Regions from separate parts of the Homo sapiens genome. Here region 1 is linked to region 2. A link is a loop called in an ENCODE intact Hi-C map of the cell type or tissue named here. Cell type or tissue: heart left ventricle. All regions are shown on one strand.

What was found. Hi-C counts contacts between places; a loop is a spot of excess contacts. Peaks named below come from ENCODE experiments on the same cell type or tissue, not always from the same donor. Only the 100,000 strongest peaks of a DNase experiment are listed, where the experiment ranks them.
Region 1: it touches region 2 in a loop (2.3-fold over the local background); 2 of 110 quality-filtered maps call a loop at or near these places.

The regions. Positions count from the first base shown.
Region 1 is chr2:168,381,458-168,383,957 of GRCh38, reverse strand. The region is part of intron 2 of LOC105373734 (a long non-coding RNA gene); the gene reads left to right. Among named protein-coding and RNA genes, the nearest start is that of CERS6, 74 kb to the left of the region's middle. In heart left ventricle, no CTCF peak of the experiment used is centred here; no DNase peak of the experiment used is centred here.
Region 2 is chr2:168,428,835-168,431,334 of GRCh38, reverse strand. LOC102724081 (a long non-coding RNA gene) reads left to right here. Exons shown (of 4, transcript XR_002959433.2): 2 at 2,210-2,391. Among named protein-coding and RNA genes, the nearest start is that of CERS6, 26 kb to the left of the region's middle. In heart left ventricle, no CTCF peak of the experiment used is centred here; a DNase peak (open chromatin) is centred at 1,053.

The DNA.
Region 1 (2,500 bases), 47 kb after region 2:
AGCCACCCAGCAAGTCTACCACACTCTGGGCTTGTACTGGGGATTGTCTGCAGAATCCTGTGATGTGAAACGTCTGTAGGTCTCTCAGCCATGGATACCAGTACAGTGCTTGGGGTGTCTCCCAGGTCCTTCAGGAGCAACCCACTTCTTTTGGAGGGTCTGTGGGTCCTGTCAGGTTTCCTGATTTATTCCTGCAGTCGTTTGAGAGAAAAACCATGATGCCAGCCTCCACATGCTGCTCTGTCCAGCCAAGTCAGAGCTGCAAATCTTGCCTGTACTTTTGAGGTCTTATCCAAAAAGTCTTTGCCCAGACCTATGTCATGGAGATTTTCCCCTATATTTTCTTCTAAAAGTTTCATAGGCTTGTGTCTTAAATTTAAGTCTTTAATTCATTTTGAATTGATTTTTGCATATGGTGAGAAATAACATTCTTCTGCATGTAAATATCCAGTTTTCCCAATACTATTGAAGAGAGTGTCCTTTCTCCATTGTGTGTTCTTGGCACGTTTGTCAAAGATGAGTTGGATGTAGATGCACAGATTAATTTCTGGGCACTCTATTCGTTCCATTGGTCTATGTGTCTGTTTTTATGCCAGTACCATGCTATTTTTGGTTATGATAGCTTTGTAGTACATCTTGAAGTCAGGTAGTGTAAGGCATCCAGTTTTGTTCTTTTTGCTCAAGATTGCCTTGCTTATTACAGGACTTTTGTGGTTCCATGGGAACTTTAGGATTGTTCATTCTATTTCTGTGAAGAATATTATTGATATTTTGATAGGGATTGCCTTGAATCTGTAGATTGCTTTGAGTAGTGTGAACATTTTAATGATAGTAATTCTTCCAATCCATGAAGATAAAATATTTTTCCATTTATTTGTGTCTTTTTCAATTTATTTCATCAATAGTTTATAGTTTTCAGTGTGGAGATATTTTACCTCCTTGGGTAAATTTATTCCTAAGTATTTTACTTTTTTGGCTATTGTAAGTGAGATTGCTTTCTTGACTTCTTTTTCAGATAGTTCACTGTTAGAGTATAGAAATGCTACTGATTTTTGTATGTTGATTTTGTATCCAGCAACTCTACTAAATTGATTATTTCTAATATATTTTTAGTGGGGTTTTAGGGTTTTCTGTATATAAGATCATGTTGTCTGCAAACAGGGACAATTTAGCTTCTTCCTTTTCAATTTGGATGCCTTATATTTCTTTCTCTTGCCTGATTGCTCTGACCAGGACTTCCAGGACTACGTTGAATAGAAGTGGCAAAAGTGGGCATCCTTGTCTTGCTCCAGATCTTTGAGGAAAAGCTTTCAACTTTTCTCCATTCAGTATGATATTAGTTGTGGGTTTGTCATATATGAGTTTTATTGTGTTGAGATACATTCCTCCCATACCTAATTTGTTGAGTGTTTTCATCACGGAGTGATGTCGAATTTTGTCACATGCTTTTTCTGCATCTATTGAAATGATCATATGGTTTTTGTCTTTCATTCCGTTAATGTGATGTGTCATATTTATTGATTTTCACATGTTGAACTATCATTGCATCCCTCAGATGAATCCCACTTGATCATGGTGAATGATCTTTTTTTTTTTTTTTTTTTTTTGACATGGAGTCTCGCTCTGTCGCCCAGGCTGGAGTGCAGTGGCGCGATCTCTGCTCACTGCAAGCTCCGCCTCCCGGGTTCACGCCATTCTCCTGCCTCAGCCTCCCGAGTAGCTGGGACTACAGGCACCCACCACCACGCCCGGCTGATTTCTTTTTGTATTTTTAGTAGAGACGGGGTTTCACCTTGTTAGCCAGGATGGTCTCGATCTCCTGACCTTGTGATCCATCTGCCTCTAAACATGCTATTGAATTTGGTTTGCTAGTATTTTATTGAGGATTTTCACATCTATGTTCATCAGGAATATTAACCTGTAGTTTTATTTTCTTGTTGTATCCTTATCTGGTTTTGTTATCAGGGTAATGCTGGCCCACAGAATGAGTTTGGAAGTATTGCTCCTCTTTAATTTTTTGGAATAGTTTGAGTAGAATTGGTATTAGTTCTTTAAATGTTTGGTAAAATTCAGCAGTGAAGCCATCAGCTCCTGGGCTTTTCTTTGATGAGAGACTTTATTACTGATTCAGTATTATTACTTGTTATTGGCCTGTTCAGATTTTTTATTTCTTCATGGTTTAATATTTGCAGGTTGTATGTGTTCAGAAACTTACCCATTTCTTGTAGGTTATCCAATTTGTTGGCATATAATTGTTCATTTTACTCTCTTATGATCCTTTGTGTTTCTGTGGCATCAGTTATAATGTCTCCTTTTCATCTCTGATTTTATTGATTTGAGTCTTCTCACTTTTCCCCTTAATTATTCCAGCTAAAGATTTGTAGATTTTATCTTTAAAAAAAAAATTGTACGTTTCATTGATCTTTTGTATTTTTCAGTCTCTATTTCATTTATTTCTGCACTTATCTTCATTATTTCCTTCCTTCTATTCATTTTGAGT
Region 2 (2,500 bases):
CTGATGGATCTTTAGTAACAAACAGGTTTGGGAGGGGATAGGCTGAAAGACTGTGGGAAAATAAGAGAAGGCTTTAGGGTCATGGTCATGGTACTTGTTCATTTTTATAACAAGTAATTTAGACTGTCACCATGACTATCTTGAAATAAAATTTAAATGAACTTAAAAAATTGAATATACTTTCCTAATGGTAATATAAAGGAGAAATAAAAGGGAAGCAATTTGAGGAATACATAAAAATATGTCTACCATATACAAGTGTTTGGCCAGGAGGACACTACAAAATACACAATGAAGGAGTAAGATGCTTGTGGGACTCACAGAATCTGGAAAATGAAGAGGGTAACACTCAAGCTCTGAACCTCAGGTGTTGCCTTGACAACACCACATGCACTGTTGCCATCTTTAAAGATGTGACATCTCTAAATAGCAAAGACCCTTGAGGGAGTTCCAAACCAAATGCAGTCTTCCCTCAAAAAGTCCCAAATATTTTGTCTTTGTATGTAAAACAGAGTCAGATTCTAGACTCAGATAATTATAAACAGTGTTTTTTTTAACCTGGGGACATTTGAAAACGACAGGAGATGACAGATAATTTTTCATTGTGTGTGGCTGTCCTGTACATTGCAGGAAAACTAGTATCTCTGCTCTCTCCCAAATGTCAGCATTGACTCCCAAACATTGCAACATCCAAAAATATTGCTATAAATTCCTCTGTGGGCACGACCTAGGAAGAAAGAAGGCCCACTAACCACGGCTGGAGGCAAGTTTCTAAAAAGACAAGCAGTAAGAAATTCCCAGAGTGGTCTTGTATTGCATTTTAAGCAGTTACTATGCTGAAATCTCCTATTTTTGGCCCTAAACCTTCAGCAAAGCTGGAGAATCAGTCTTGGGGATAAGTAGCCATAAGTAATGCCCCATATCATACCATGAAGTTTGGTGAAGACTTCGCCACTCCTACCACAGAGCACAGACCAATCAGTGTGCCTAGTTGCCACTACTGCTAGACTTTCTGCCGTCATTGACTCAGGAAACCAAACGCAGCTCCACAGGCATCACCCTCAACTGCCTCAGGACTGCTGGGTCTCTGCTTCTCCACATCCCTGGCGTCCACAACCAAGTGGGGTGAATGCATCTGATTGGCTCAGCTTCTGTCACGTGCCCTTGTCTTAACTGCAGGGGAGGCTGGGAAAATGTTCAAGCTTCTTCAGCTTCCATAGGCAGGTTCTGCTTCCCTCAAACTTAGGAAAGGGCTTCAGATGTGGAGCAGCCTAAAAGAATGACACATGCCCACTCTAATTAGCTGGCCAAATTAGTTCTACAGAAGAGAAGTACCTTGGGATTTCGGAGCAGAAAGTGATGATTCTGAGGAGGCTTTAGAGGAGGGGAGATTTGATCAAGTCTTGAAGGATGAGAAAGTTGGTAGGGTTGTAGGTAGGGATAGGAGAAGGATTTCGAGAGACACATATGGAATGACAATATTAAGAATGCTGAACTGGGGAAAACAAATGCAAGGTTAGGAATCCAAGTTCACCAGAGCTGAAAGGTCAAGGGGAGTCGGTGAAAGACAAGACTGGAAAGGGCAGGAACAGCACTGGGGAGTTACGGAGGGTTTGACGACAGTGCTAGGAGGTAGCTCTGAGCTGCTTGACAGGGGTATTTGCATATCTTTCGTATTCACTTGCACTGCTTTATCAAAAAATAATGTCCTTGGCAATTTGAATCCCAGTCTTTAAGATAACACATCTGTGTTTATGAATTACCAGGAGTCTTTTTGTTTTTTGTTTGTTGCTTTTGTTGCTGCTTGTTTTTGTATTCTTTCTGGTAATGGGACTAACTCCTTTTTACTTTGAATTTGTATTACACTGTATCCACAGAGAAATTTCACAAGTGTCTTTTACATTATTTTAACAATCACCCCCCCACCACCTACAACTTTAAATTAAATATCATGATCCATTATTTCCAGCACTTGTTGCCCACCTAACATGTACCAGACTCCTTATTTAATGCTTTCACCAGGATATTTAATTTCATCTTAAAATTATCCTTTAAATACAAAGACATAGGATCTGAGAGAGTAAGTAATTTGCCCAATGGCACCCAGTTAGGAAGTGGTGGGATAGGGGTTCTAACTCAGTTCTGCCTAATCTAATTCCTGATTGTTTCTCCCAATCAGAATGCAGTCTGAAATGATGCTCTTTTTTAGCGCTGTGCTAGCAGGAAGGTCTGTGAAGTTTGCAATAAAGCCATTATGAAGTCAAGAATGGAGGTTCCATTTTTAAAGAACTCAGAGGGGGTAGATCTTGATTGACATCTCATCTGGGGTCACCTGGTCTTCAACTGAGAGATCTTTTGGTTCGCCACGGATGCCCCTTGCAGTTATGGAAGGTAAGTATAGTCTTTAAGCCATTTTTGCTTGGTTGTCCCAACAACCCTGCCTTGAAGTGATATAAACTACCTTCCTTGGAACAACCTTGGTGGTACCAGGTACTCAGGT